Linked DNA regions of Homo sapiens: region 1 is linked to region 2. A link is an interaction called in ENCODE POLR2A ChIA-PET data of the cell type or tissue named here. Cell type or tissue: Panc1. All regions are shown on one strand.

Region 1 (8,000 bases), 300 kb after region 2:
GGTTAAATTTAAAAATACAGTTAAATTCAGGCTAACTTCTGAAAATCCCGTTTTATTCACCTCACTGTGGTACCAGTAACTATACTGAGTCAGGTTACTTTACAGTTAACTATGTCACCTAAAACACAATAATCCATTAACACTCTAATAACAGTTATTGGGTGTGGTCATACTGGAAATTCTTAACCATATAGTTGTCTTGCCAATTTTTTTTTTAAACAATAAATTGTCTTAGTATAAGTCACTGCATTTCTGTAACAAAGTAATGAAAGGCACAGCTAATCCAAGCGGACTTAACCCTATTCAACAACCAGCTGAAAAAATACTTTGGTTCTTCAAGGAAAAAATTACAAAAAAAAAAAAAAGGTATTTCCTTTAACAGTTGTTAATTTTCATAGCTGTACTCCAAGAGCTACATAAAAATATTCCAGAAGAACCAAATTATGTAGCAATGAATGAACATGCGTGACAGAATTTGTGCATTCAACATAGCTGGCAGAAAAACTAGTTAAAATGCTAGGTAGAACAAATTGGTCTTTAAAATATCAGTTTCCTGTCCTTTAAAAAAAAATTACCTAGTCTACCAAGAAAATACAAAAACATAAGGCTGTAAGTAAATAAGAGTTGTGTTTAGGCTATTACAGTGCAGGTTATCCTCAAGGCCACATACATCCTGCTTCACTGCTGCTTGCACTCTGCTGGGTTTTGATCCTTCTGTTAAAGGAAAACAACAAGTCAATCTATCTTCTTCTACCTGCTTCAGTGAATTTCTCAATAGTAATTACTGCCTTAATTATAACAGTAGCTCACTGTTGTCAAAAGAAATGGTATAGGACAATGGTGGTAAATTATTTATTTTATTAGCAAGTCACTGAAATGCTAAAATCAAGCTCAAACTTTACACTGTAGAATTAACTCCATAAAATGTGACACACGCTAAACCATAATCTTAAAAAAATAAAGTTACCAAGCAATTTATGTTAGTTATATTACCAATCAGCTTTGTTTTTGCTAATCCTAATATAACAAATTCTCAGGAATAATAGACTAGGACTCTCAGGGACTGAGTAAGAGTAGTTGGAAGGATCTAACAAACTGCACTGCTCCCCAGTTCCCGAACACTCCTACAACCAGATCTTTTAAAAACCTTTATTTTCTAATGCTTAAAAACTGTTACAAATCGTCCCATTAAAATAGAATCCTAGGGTTCACTGTACCTGAAACTATAAAAAGCACGAAGTCCAAACAAAAAACAATGTTTTTTAGAAAAACGTCCACTGAAATTATGTGTACTGTTCACAATGCCAGTGGGACTGAAAAAACAAAGTTATCCAGTCAATAGGCTTTATTTATTAAAGACTTTAACGGAGAGAAACTTGATATTCAAAAACACCAACTCTTACTTTAGCTATCTTAAATTTAATAGAAAGCAGCACTAATTTTGCTCACCTTTGGGTCATAGTCTGGATCATTTTCCTCATCTCCTTCTTCTTCCCCTTCCTATATTAAAGTTCAAAATGCATCCATGAAGTATGTACATAGTAGGTAAACTGGCTCATAATGTAGGGAAAATTTAATACAAGTTACTCTACGGATCAACAGATTTTCATGATTACAGACTTTGATGATAATACAATTTAATTTGAAAGCTTCTAATATGAAAAATTTCCCAACACAACTTGAGACATCCAGACAGCTTTTATTGAAAATAGTTACTGCAGCCAACGTTGGAAAAGTTTACTGCAGCTTTTGACTTCTTCAAAGAGCTGATAACCCTGCAGCAGAACAAAATTATTTGAAATAAAAAAATGTTGCTGAGTTTTGCAATTTATTTATTGAAACCTTATACATACATTGTTTGGCTGTAGAATTCTAAAATCATGTTTTCCAAAATGTTTTTATCCCAAATCACAGAATGATTATAGCAAAGGAATACATAAGTCATTCAATTTGCTTCTCAATGTGTTAACCACAGAGAATTATTTGCTCATTTGGTAAACATTACCTCATCCGCTTCTTCACCTTCTTCATCATACTGAAAAGGAAAAACAGCGTTAAGTGTTGAGTGAATGTAACACACATTTCAGAGTAGCATCAGTAACATTTATCACTGTATAAACTAGTGTCTAAAAAGAGAAAACCTACTTTCCTATCAAGGGGCTGATTATAAATTAAAACACATAGTAGCTGCAAGAATCACTCTGCTCACTGCCAATTTATAAAATTAAAGAACAGAGTACAATCATGTGGATAAAGTGGATGATCAGACAAGTATTACTGTAAATATTACTCACCTACACTTAAGTGTGGAATGCACTGTACGAAAAGGACCTAAAGCCTACTCTAACAATTGCCGTTGAGCAATAAACATATTCAAAACATCTATATGCAACCTAATCTTAACCTAACCATCATTCAATACTACCTTGAATAGAAATTCTATGCCTCCCAGTAAATGTTTTCTTGTGCACTAAAGAAAGTCCTAGCTCTGTGAAGTCAAGGCAAGGGCATAATAGATCTATAGCACTAACCAAACATAAAAAAGTTTCATAAACTCAGAACAATCTTATTAGCAGAAAATTAAAAGCTAAGATAAATGAATCCAAAAATCCTAAGGAGACATACTTAAAACCCAGAAAAGCTATATACAGAACATCAGTAATTAGCCTAATTTTGAATTATATTATGTCCTGCTTCTTAAAAACTAAACTAATCTATTACCAATTCTGACCACTATACCCTCAACCAATTATTTCTTTGCAGGATTCAAATTCGCTTACATCATCATCATCATCTTCAATAGCTTCTCCAGTAAAATATAACACTGATCTTGGGATTATACGCTCACGTAAAAAGTGACCAATTTCGAAGTCTGCAGCAAGGATAGCTTCAGCATCATCATCCTATTTTTAAAGGAAAACAAAAGCAGAAAATTTAGGAATAACTGTGTTACTTAATTTGGCACATGTAAGACTCTTAGAGGCTGGGTGTGATGGCTCACAACTGTAGTCCCAACACTTCAGGAGGCCAAAGTAGGAGGATCACTTGAGCCCAGAAGTTCAAGAGCAACCTAAGCAACATAGTGAGACGCCCCCTGCGTTTGTACAAAAAATAAACAATTAACTGGGCAGGGTGGCACACGCCTGTAGTCTCAGCTACTTGAGAGGCTGAGGTGGGAAGATTGCTGGAGCCCAGCAGCTTGAGGCTGAAATGAGCTGTGATCACACCAGTGTACTCTAGCCTGGGCAACCGAAAAAAAAAAAAAAAAAAGACAGACTCTTCAGTTTAAATTATATGATGAAGGGAAGAAATGCTCAACTTTACTTTTTACTTTCCATGATTTTTCTCACACCATGTTAACAAATGATTTGTCATTTTTAAATTTCCTTAATAACTTTTCCAAGTTTTTAACAAAAAGAAAATAAGCTAGCAGGCCAGTATGCATACTAAGATAAATTGTGAAGAATAAAAATTAGAACTGCTTAGTTTTTGCTGGTTTAAACATAAATACATAAAAGCAACTGTTACATGTCCGCAATTTTCCTTTTAAAATATTATTGAAAACACCAAATAGAAAAATAAAAAAAAAAACCCTTGGGTTATTGTTAATATATAGTTATTGTTAATATTGTTAAGTACATAGCAAATAGAAGGACATAATAAACAACCACAGAGGATCACTTTATAGTTCCTAAAAGACAGTACCCAAACAGCTGTACAGTTTTAAGTCTACTAATCCCAAATGAGACAGTCCTAGTTCAGAAAGACAATATACTAACTAAATCAGGTGCCCCTAGCACTTTTCTTTTTTAGAGACAGGGTCTCGCTATGTTGCCCAGGCTGGCCTCAAGTGATCCTTCCACCTCCGCCACCAGAGCAGCTGGGACTACAGGTGCCTGAAGCTGTACCTGGCTTAGGATTTCTATTTAATAGAAAAGCACAGGGCAAAAGTGGGTCTGACATTATTCACAATTAAAATAATCCCACTTTGGCCTGGCTCATGCCTGTAATCCCAGGACTTTGGGAGGCCAAGGCAGGCAGATTACCTGAGGTCAGGAGTTCAAGACCAGCCTGGCCAACATGGTGAAACCCCGTCTCTACTAAAAATACAAAAATTAGCGAGTTCAATGGCACGTGCCTGTAATCCCAGCTACTCGGGAGGCTGAGGCAGGAGAATTGCTTGAACCCGGGAGGCAGAGGTTGTGGTGAGTGGAGATCGCACCACTGCACTCCAGCCTGGATGACAGAGCAATACTTCATCTCAAAAAAAAAATAATAATAATAAAATAAAATAATCCCACTTCTATGATACTAAACAATGATACAAGTTCTATGATACTAAACAATGAGCACACCCTCTGTGAATTCCATGAATGTTTGAGTCAACAACATAATCTAATAAATAGAAAAATCCAAAAGGGGGTGGGGAGGAATTCAAACCACAGGTGGAGGTTTTCTATCCTTAACTAGACTGTTTTGTCATCATCAATATTTAGTAACAAACAAACAAACAAACAAAAAAAAACCCCAAACTTGAACACAAACTCCAACCCATCCACTGATATGAAAATAGTGTGATGCTCTATCTTAATACTTAAAGTAGTTTTTCTCACCTGAAATTCACACTGCTTTATGTTCTCTTTTTTTGTCCTATAAGCCAAGCCAGAAATACTTACTTTTGCCTTTTACAAATTTGTTCTAAGTCTTAGCCAAGAGTATTCCAATTCAAAAGTATTCAGTTTAGGTTAATTTCTAATTCCATATATGTACAAACTATTTAAACTATCTCAGTTAATTTAAATTCAAAAACATGCCCAAAAGAAAACCAAATTCAAAACATACCTGCCCTACCTTGTGTGTATAGACTTTCTTTAAGGTTGTTCCTCAGTTCAGTCTATATGGCAGGAACATTTCATGTTCTTTGCCATATGCCATATATGTGAACATACTTAGTCACAATATGAAACCATATTTACATTGGAGTAACAAATTCAGGAATGAATTTGAACCATAATGTAGTTAGGAATGTAACAGTATAAGTGACTTAATATATTCTGGTTTTACTAAGGAAGACAACAGTTTTGAAAAGTTAAATCCCTCACAGCAATATGTGAAGTTTCAAAAGAAAAGAAAACCTTAAGCTTTTTATCTCAGTGTTTCTCAGCAGAAGCACTGATATAATTTTGAATGGAATTATTTTTCATATCCAAAAAGTCTGCCCCATGCATTGTAGGCCTCAGAACTCAATGTAACAACCATCCCACTCTCCATTTTTGAAATTCAGTGCTTTAATTTCAAATATACTTAACAATTCAATAAATATATAACAATTCAACTTACCAGATCTCCACTCTCAGGAACTGCAAAATTGAGAAAAGAAATTACAATGAATAAGAAGCTAAGCAATGCTTTTTATAAAACAACCGTTAATACTCAAGCTAAAACATTATTTACCTTCAGGAGGGGCAAAAAAGTTAAAGAAAGAGTCATTGGAAACTGTTTTAGTCACAGTACGAACTGTCCCACGTCCCTTGTGTTTCTGCTTCTTCTTAATAGTTTTCAAAGTGACATTCTTTCCTTTTTTCCAATCTATCTGGCACCTTGCAAAACAAAGAAGAAAAATCTATTACAATTGACAATCTTTCAACTGCTAAACTTTTAGAAGTAAATGTTCTATTTAGATTTCAAATTTTAGAAGGGTGAATTGCTTCAAATGTTTTCTATAGCAGTATAAAGGGAAAAATTTTATTTCTAAGCAAATATTTAAAATAAACACATTTACAATTAGCACAAACACATAGTATAATTTAAAGAAGCATTCCTCTGCAAAAATATATGTGAGACAGTCATGGGTCCAAGGAGAATTACAGGAAACTTGATAAGCACTTTTCAGAAAACATATTACCAAAATGTTCAGAGACAGACTATGTACATATGTAACTGAAAATAACCGAGTATACAAATCAAGTATAACAAAAACAGAAAAAACATTTTGTTAAGGTAGTAAAATTAAACTCACCCTGTACAACCCATAATTTCTGGTCCATCAAAAGAAAAGGGATCAGAATCATCTGGTTCTGACCTCATCCTGTATGTCTTTGTCAGCACTTCATTTGTAAAATATTCATTGGGTTCAAAGTGAAATTCTAAGACAAAACTCTGGGGAGAGGAAGCATAAAAATCAGTTAAATACCTACCTCACATATTTCAGTACTTTAGTAAACACAGCTTCATCTGTTTTTATAAATATTCTAAATGATAATTTTTTTTTCTACTCTGAAATACAATCTTCTTTTTGAGACTGAGTCTTGCATTGTTGCCCAGGCCGGAGTGCAGGGGCACAATTTCAGCTCACTGCAACCTTTGCCTCCCAGATTCAAGTGATTCTGGTGCGCCAGCCTGCCAATTATCTGGGATTATAGGTGTGTGCCACCACACCCAGTTAATTTTTGTATTTTTAGTACAGACAGTGTTTCACCACGTTGGACAGGCTGGTATTGACCTCCGGACCTCAAGTGATCCACCCACCTCGGCCTCCCAAAGTGCTGGGATTACAGGTGTGAGCCACTGCACCCAGCCATGAAATATTTAAGAATGGGACAGACTGTCAGATGAGCCCCAAATTATGTTAAAATCAAAAAAATTACGTTAAAATAATAATGAGGTACAAATTGAACTGAATAGAACTTAGTTTCAATTTACATCTATTAAATAATTAACATGTTTACACAACAGGCTAGGCATTCCTGAATAAAGTGACCATGTTGCCTCCCTTACTCCCCAACTACTGGAGGAATCAGGCTTTTAAATAGTAGACTAAACGTGAACTTGACACAGAAAAAGCCCAACCTTAAGCATCTACAGCCTATATTCTTAGCAGTTTTGCCCTTAGTTGACATTAATTCTGGTGGTTTGGTGGACAGCTTGTTGGCTGATCTTTCCTCATTAGGGAGTGGGCATCCTCTAACATCAGTTTTGTGTAATTCCCAAGCTCATGCCTTTTAATGCAGAAAAAGTACTTATTCATGTTCCCTTGGCATTATTTTTATCCACTTATCCAGGAACAAGGATTGTCTGTGTTTCAAACACAATTTATGATCAGAAGGAGGAAAAGGAATAAATACTGCCTCACAATTAGCAGCATCCAAATATTTATTCACTATAACAAAGAGCACCAACCTTACCCTTGAATGTTATCTTTTTAAAAGCTTCTATTTATCTACCTGTAAGCATGTTACAAAATTATAAATATTTCAAAGTTCTTTTACCATAGGCTGGCCAGCATCTGAGAACTTCACTTTAATATCTTTCAAGTGCTTCAGAATAGGTTCATCGTGTTCCTTCAAATTAAAAAAATAATAAAAATGAATAACATGGCATTCGAGGACTGTGTTCTGTTACTACACAAACACCAGCTGACTGAGACATAATATATTTCAAAGTAGTTTTGTATAGCAATTATGAACCTTAAGACTTACTCTCCAGGTTATGGCTTATACTAAAGCTAATTTATACTGTAGTTCTACTGCCACTGGTAGAGAAAAAGTGTCCAAATAGACAACTGAATTATTATATAGGTTGAAAAATCCAAAATCAAGTCTAAATAAGGCATATCTACTTTTAAAATGTTTCCTGATTGTAATTGCTGCCTTTTCCAGCTGCTTGTCCCCTTCCTCCTGGTCGTTCCTTTTCCACTTTGCTAAAGTAGAATTGTAATAAGCAGTAATTGTGTGAAGATCATTTCTTTTTCTCCATGTAACTTCCAACAATGACAAGACAGGGCAACATGTACTACTACAATGTAGACGGTAGGGGCTCACTCAAGAAATGCTTGAGGCAGTTTCCCAAAGGTGACAACAGTTATGGTTTGCCAGAGAATGTAACCATTGTGAATGAGTTTAACATCTTTATGGTATTCTTTTAAAATGCAAATTTCTCCTGGAAGAGTTAAGGGAATTGCATAATTGCAGCTATAAGATTAACTTTCCCATCATACTTCC
Region 2 (8,000 bases):
ACTAAAAGTACAAAATTAGCCGGGCGTGGTGGTGCATGCCTGTAATCCCAGCTTCTCGGGAGGCTGAGGCAGGAGAATTGCTTGAACCTGGGAGGCGGAGGCTGCAGTGAGCCGAGATTGCGCCATTGCACTCCAGCCTGGGCAACAAGAGCGAAACTCCGTCTCAAAAAAAAAAAAAAAAAAAAAACCTCAGCATAATCCTTTGGTGATTCATCCAGATTGTTGCATGTATCAGTAACTCATTTCTTTTTATTTATAAGTAGTATTCCATGGTACTGATATACCACAGTTTGACCATTCATCTGTTGAAGAATATCTGAGTCATTTTTAGTTACGGGCTATTATATATAAAGCTGATTTAAACATTTGTGTACAGGTTTTGTGTGTGAGCATAAGCTCCCATTTTTCTGGGACAAATTCCCTGGAGTACAATTACTGAGCCATATGGTAATTACATGTTTAGTTTTAAAGGAACTGCAAACTGTTTTCCAGAATCTCTGTAGCATCAGCAATGTAACAATGATCCAGTTTCTCTACATCCTTGCCAGCACTGGGTGATGTCACTGAAACTGCCTTTGCAAAATTATAACTGAGGAAATTATGACAGTGAAAGAAATCAGACCTAACTGACTCTATCTTACTTATAAACCTTCAGCTGTCCTTGCTCATTGCTGGGTGCAGGCCAAACTAACTTTGGGAAAGAACTCAGTTCATGTTTTGACTCTAAAACAAAATTGATAACAGCCGTTTCCGAAAAGACCCCCTTCTTGCCTGATGTCCAGTCTTTGCAGGACTAACAAATTAGCTACAAGATTAGAAATGACAATTTAGGGGTCATGCAGCCTCTGGCTCCAAGAGTCTAAACCTCCCCAAATTGCTTCTGGGAATAACATCACTATTGTAAAGCTTAAGATCAGTGCTTGAGATATTTTGCAGACCCTGCACTTGACGGATCAGCTGACACCATCCAGACTGGTAATCTGGCCCAACCCGTTCTGCCATCCTACCCAGGAACAGAAGACGTTAAGAAAAACTCACTTCAACCCCCTTTGATTCCATTTCCAACCTGACCAATCAGCACTCCCCACTTTCCAAGCCCCTACCCGCCAAATTATCTTTTAAAACTCTGATCTCCGAGATCTAATTAAACTAAAGAGCTTCTGCACAGCAAAAGAAACTACCATCAGAGTGAACAGGAAACCTACAGAATGGGAGAAAATTTTTACAATCTACCCATCTGACAAAGGGCTAATATCCAGAATCTACAAAGAACTTAAACAAATTCACAAGAAAAAATCAAACAACCCCATCAAAAAGTGGCTGAAGTATATGAACAGACACTTCTCAAAAGAAGACATTTATGCAGCCAACAGACACATGAAAAAATGCTCATCATCACTGGCCATCAGAGAAGTGCAAATCAAAACCACAATGAGATACCATCTCACACCAGTTAGAATGGTGATCACTAAAAAGTCAGGAAACAACAGGTGCTGGAGAGGATGTGGAGAAATAGGAACACTTTTACACTGTTGGTGGGACTGTAAACTAGTTCAACCATTGTGGAAGACACTGTGGCGATTCCTCAAGGATCTAGAACTAGAAATACCATTTGACCCAGCCATCCCATTACTGGGTATATACCCAAAGGATTATACATCATGCTGCTATAAAGACACATGCACACGTATGTTATTGTGGCACTATTCACAATAACAAAGACTTAGAATCAACCCAAATGTCCATCAATGATAGACTGGATTAAGAAAATGTGGCACATATACACCATGGAATACTATGCAGCCATAAAAAAGGATGAGTTCATGTCCTTTGCAGGGACATGGATAAAGCTGGAAACCATCATTCTGAGCAAACTATCGCAAGGACAGAAAACCAAACACCACATGTTCTCACTCATAGGTGGGAACTGAACAATGAGAACACGTGGACACAGGGTGGGGAACATCACACACCAGGGCCTGTCATGGGGTTGGGGGAAGGTGGAGTGTTAGCATTAGGAGATATACCTAATGTAAATGATGAGTTACTGGGTGCAGCACACCAACATGGCACATGTATACATGTGTAACAAACCTGCACGTTGTGCACATGTACCCTAGAACTTAAAGTATAATAAAAAATAAAATAAAATAAAAATAAAACTCTGATCCCCAAATGCTTGGGGAGACTGATTTGAGTAACAATAAAACTCTGGTCTCCGGCACAGCTGGCTCTGCGTGAATTACTCTTTCTCCATTGCAATTCCCCTGTCTTGATAAATTGGCTCTGTCTAGGCAGAGGGAAAAGTGAACCCATTGGACGGTTACATCATTAATTTTTTTTTTTTTTTTTTTAGCCATTGATAGATGTACTGTATGGTTTTAATTTAATTTAAATTTTAAATTCACTATGGTTTTAATTTGCATGTTCCTAACGGCTGACGATGTAGAACATCTTTTCATGTGCTTATTTGCCTTCTGTATATCTTTTCAGTGAAATGTTTCATGTCTATTATCTATTTCCTAATTGGATTGTTTACTTTGTTTACTGTTACATTGTGAGAATTTTAAGATTTCATTTTTATTCTTTGTCTGTCCTGGTTTTATTTATGATACGTCTGAGACAACATGGTATAGGTTGAAGAAAGTAAGTTTTATCGTGGGACAAACTATGAATCCCAGCTCTTCTCAGCTTCAGAACATTCACCCGTAAATTGGAGATGATAATGCTGTATTGTAGGGTGGCGATAAAAGGCAGTGTATATACAAACCACCTAACCTAGTATCTAATATATACAATGTAGATACTCAATACATGTAGCTACTATTTTATTATTTATTGATCAGATCAAACATTCTGTAGCTTATTTCTTTTTCCACTACCATTCTCTCAAGTCTTATGGTCCTGTCTTCCTTCCTTTTATACTGCCAACATTACAATAGTCAATACCTTCTAAAAGTACTTGCCGAGTTGCATACAGATCCTTCTACCTAAAGAACATCTCAAATGTGCATGTTCAGCTAATAACACTCCATTAATAATTATAAAAACATATCTAAAATACAACTCCTTAAAAACAATATTAGGGTACTGGGTTTACTACCTGGGTGATGTAATAATATGTACAACAAACTCCCATGACACATGTTTATCTATGTAACAACAAACCTTCACATGTACCCCCAAACCTAAAATAAAAATTAAAACAAATAATAAATTTTAAATTATGAGTATTGACAATACATGTGCTTATTTGGGAGTATTTCCCGAAATTTATCAGAAAACAAAGGAAGATAAAGGAAGAAGAATCCAGATCTTGTTAAACCATGTAGCTTACATGGTTTTTCATAAGCTGTAATTTTATCTTACATAGTTTCATTTAGAGGGCATTAAATGTACACTGCGTGGCTGGGCCTGTGTTGGATAATTTACGGACATTTTAAACAAAAAGAAAGCATGACTCCTCCTTCTGGGAAGTAGGACTTCATTTTCTATTTCCAGTTGGAAACTTTGAAAAGTTGAATTTTATTTCAATAGGACAGCATTTACTGAGATATTTAGGTAGGAAGCAAGATCTTAGCCAAGAACTGCTAGTTAATCTTCAGCAGCTTATACATAAAAAGATATTACTGGAAACACTTTCAGATTTGTTTATCCTCAAATAATGTGATCTATTTTCATTTTGGGAAAAAAAAATAAAGAATTCCACAGAAAGAAATGCTTGCATGACTTTCTGAGTCACACTGTGTAGATTTTTTCCAGTAAGCTACATTATGCTGGATGCTGTTCAAAAGGGAAAATGTCAAACACACTGGGGTTCAGTCTGGCCAGTGGGTGGGTTTACTCAAGCACAGAAATCAAATATAGGCGTTCAAGCCAATACCTCAGAAACGACAGAATGAATTACCAATCAGAGCTGGAATTTTAGAAGTTATTTTTCAGCTGAATCCCACAAATACAATATAAATGAACAATCCTTGTGAGCATTACAATGGCATTTATCGTTTTTTTTCTTAGAATCCTAAAGTTGAAAAAAACTAGACATTATAAAATTTAACCTTTCTTTTATACCATATCTCTGACACATCTCTGATAGATTTTCCTACTTCTGCTTGAAAACTTCTGAAAACGGAGAGCTCACTACTTTGCAGCACAGTCCCTTCCTTTGTCAGATCAATGAAAGGCAAGGAAAAGAACCTGGAATGATATAAGCCAAGATAATAACAGTGGTTACCTAAGGGTGGGCAAAAAGATGCATTTCTTGTTGTTGTTCTTTTGCTTGTATTTTCTAGCTTTTCTATAATGGGTTTCTGTTTTTATAATAAGTAAAAGATAAGTACTCTTCAAAACCATGAAGAATTCCAATATTAACACTGGTGTTGTCCCAACTTTTCACTCGAAAAATTAAGTCAGAGTAAGATTCAATGGCTAAAAATTAGATACAAAAATTACCAATGTTCCAAAAATCTATGACTGGGAAATATCTATTTCAACTGCATCAATATGTCAACCAAGGTTATGTTGATCAAATTGTTTCCAGCTAAATTGCTCTGGTCAAATAGTAAGATAGTTAATAATTCTTAGACTATGTACCCTCTGCTTCTATCAAAACATTCTAAGGATGCCAAACATTTTAGAAACAGTATCATTCCATGAACTCTAATCAAGTTATTATTGATCTACACCACCAAATTTACTGTGTTCTATAATTATCTAAATGGTGGTTTTATTATTATTATTATTATGGAACTTAACATTTAACCCTTGTTAAATTGATTATATCACCTTTGTTCTTTCCTTCTTACAAGGTGCTAAGTGGATCGCTTAAGAGGTTATGGGGGAAAAATTTGTTCCCAGATGAGAAAGATCATGTTCTGCAGAATTACTCATGCATCTTCATGACTGTTCCTGCTTCCCCGCCTCCCAGGTCCTTGGCCTTCCCTCCTTGCTCCCAGCATATTATTAGCCAGCTCCTAGTACATAATATGCTTTCAAACAAATCATATGTATTGAGCATCTACTGTGTATCTAACACTTCCACATAGGAAGCGTTATTCCTCAACAGCCCTCCTTATTTCTCAACAGCCCAGTTGATAGGTATCTACAGGTGCAGAAACAAGGGGTAATTGATTAAGTAATTTCTTGAAGTTCCACAGTTATTCATTGACGAGAGTATGATATGAACCTATATCTGAATGGTTTTATTGCTAATGCTGCCTCTGGGTATTTTTTGGCCTTGGCTTCTTGCCTTTAACCTTGCCCTGCAAAATCTCAGGTAGACTCTGTCACCTCCTCTCTGATTTCCAACACTAACCTAAACATCCTAGGTTTTTTCCTGTGCATTATCCATAACCATATTGGATGAGGTGCTTCCTGACTATTTAGAATTTGGGTATCCAACGTACAAGCGTTATTTTCAAGATCTATAAGAGTTTATATTTGCTCACCTAGATTTTCTTCTAAGGCATTGATAAGATTTGTGAAATACCAAAAAGAGAACCTTTCCAGAGTGCTATCATTTTACATTTTAGAATGTAAAAATGTTGAAGATGAAATAGATGAAATGGTAAACATAATTTGAGTATATATTAGACAACCTACAATTCACCTTCTTGTCCATGAACATATTTTAACAAATTGTCAAATACCTTGGTGACATCAAAGCCTACAACATATCCCTGATCTATCGTTTTAGAAAAATTATGAAACAGTAAATCCAATACATACTGGACTATACTGGTTCATGTACTTGAACAGTTCAAAGATAGGACTGGGTTGATGCAGATGCTAAAGTAATGTCACCCAGACCTAGTCTCTCTTCTTGGTTCAGTGCTCCTCCATTTTGACCTCCATCTTAGGGTTTACATAATACATGATATATGCTGGCAGCTCCCAGCCTACACCCTCCCAGGCCCACTACATACAAATCACTTTCATTGTTTGAGGAGTTACAAGAGGCATACAACTAAGTAAGACAGCCTTTCACCACAAAAGGCAGTATAGTCTAATAGAGAAAGCATGTGCTTTGGTGGAAAATAGATCTGGATTTGAATCTAAGACTTGTCCTTGAGCAACTTATTCAAACTTGGTGTCTTAAATTATAAAATGGAGATTCTATGTAGTTCATAGAGTTGATGTGAAATCCTAAAATTTGAATGAAATAATGTAAATTAAGTGCCTAGCATAATGCCAGGAACATTGCAGCTGCACAACCTATCAGCAAAAGTAAGTATACCAATATAATAATGCTAGTAGTGATATATGTTCTGTAATATTGATGTAAATTAATATACTAGGGTTTCAGAAGGTTCATATCTGATTGGGGTGATGGGGCTAGAAAATATTTCATGGAAGAAATGGTATTTAATGTGGGTCTTGGAAGGATGAATGAGGGCCAGGCCCGGTGGCTCATGCCTGCAATACCAGCATTTTGGGAGGCCGAGGAGGGCAGATCATGAGGTCAGGAGGTCAAGGCCAGCCTGACCAACGTGGTGAAACCCCGTCTCTACTAAAGATACAAAAATTATCCAGGTGTGGTGGTGAGCACTTGTAATCCCAGCTACTCAGAAGGCTGAGGCGGGAGAATCACTTGAACCCAGGAGGTGGAGTGCGGTGAGCTGAGATCACGCCACTGCACTCCAGCCCGGGCAACAGAGTGAGACTCTGTGTCAAAAAAAAAAAAAAAATAGCCATGAAGCTTTCATGTCTAAAGAAAAGGAGATTATTTTCTTAATTTTAATATTTCTTAGATTTAAAATGTGAAAATGTTGAAGATGAAATAGATGAAATGGTAAACTAATGAATCTCGTAATAAATCTCACACAGATTTATGAAATGTTTTCTCAGTGAATAAAAAGACAAATGAACTGTGATCAAATGATTCAAGGACAGTCATGAGATGTAGAGAACATGTTATTTTCTTTCTTAGACATACCATCATCCATAGCTCAGGCAGGATGTTCATCTCACACTTCAGCCCTTTGAGGTGTAAGCCAAGCTACAGATGCAGTGACAATAGAAATGCTATAAAATCAGGGATGCCACAGTCCAATTTGGTGCAGTAAGAACACAAAGGAACAAAGTATCAGAAAAGATGAAGCACATGTTCTCAGTATGTTTAGTTGCAAAGATAAAGTTCACAAGGAAGAAAAAAAGTTTTAAGTCTAAAAACCTTTTTTTTCTGAGTGTGTTTTGCTTTTGGGACCAAGTTGCAGGTTAATTTGGGTGGCTAAATAAATCAATAAGTTATTATTCTGATGTGGATATAGTACTTTGCCTTTAAAGAAAAGTTTCTCTCTTACATATTATCTTGTTTTATCTAGTTAAGGAGAGGAAAGGATGGAAGACAGAGGGGAGAAAAAAAGGTCAGACATATAATCAAAGCATCCTAATAAAAATTGGTTGGTATGGAGCTAAAGGGAAGCTATGGATTCCAATCAATTTGTACCTCAATGAAATGTGTGTGCTTTAAACACTGTGGTTTAAACCTTGTGGTTTGCAGACACACTGAATTTCACAGATGTGTAATCAAGGAAGTCACCATCACACAAAGTTCTTGTGAAGTAGCTTTCTGAAGTAATTCACTCAAATTCTCCTGATGGTGAATGTGGGGAACATCAACCCATTTGTTTGGGAGAGAGGGAGTTCCCTGACTCTTACTTCCAGGAAGGAGGCCATCTTTATGCACAATCTGTTGGCCCCACTTAATTTCTTCAGTTTATTTCCCCTGGCTCAGAATCCTGAAAAAAGTCTAAACGTGAAAATGCTGCACCTGAGAGGGTTTATATCTCTCAGTGCGGTAGAGGCAATGTCAAAACTATAAACTACCTGATACCTGAAATAGGCTGATAGCTTTTAAAAGTCACAATCCAAACAGAGCCCTCTGTTTACATTTCCTTATGTGAGTGAAATACCAAAGCAAACCAGATGTCTTTTGATGGGCTCTGGATTTTTACACACACACACACACACACACACACACACACACACACTACATCCTG

The links. Peaks named below come from ENCODE experiments on the same cell type or tissue, not always from the same donor. Only the 100,000 strongest peaks of a DNase experiment are listed, where the experiment ranks them.
Region 1: POLR2A ChIA-PET joins it to region 2 with 7 read pairs; 3 of 35 experiments call an interaction of 5 or more read pairs at or near these places.

Annotation. Positions count from the first base shown.
Region 1 is chr12:76,047,751-76,055,750 of GRCh38, forward strand. It overlaps NAP1L1 (nucleosome assembly protein 1 like 1), which reads right to left. Exons shown (of 15, transcript NM_004537.7): 8 at 7,269-7,340; 9 at 6,020-6,159; 10 at 5,455-5,600; 11 at 5,341-5,360; 12 at 2,781-2,903; 13 at 2,006-2,035; 14 at 1,450-1,500; 15 at 1-714. The coding sequence ends at 679. Among named protein-coding and RNA genes, the nearest start is that of PHLDA1-DT, 20 kb to the left of the region's middle. RefSeq lists enhancers at 5,960-6,460, 7,590-8,000. In Panc1, a CTCF peak has its summit at 7,793; no DNase peak of the experiment used is centred here; H3K27ac peaks cover 1,140 bases.
Region 2 is chr12:75,747,385-75,755,384 of GRCh38, forward strand. The region is part of intron 1 of LOC105369844 (a long non-coding RNA gene); the gene reads right to left. Among named protein-coding and RNA genes, the nearest start is that of KRR1, 240 kb to the left of the region's middle. In Panc1, no CTCF peak of the experiment used is centred here; no DNase peak of the experiment used is centred here; H3K27ac peaks cover 6,612 bases.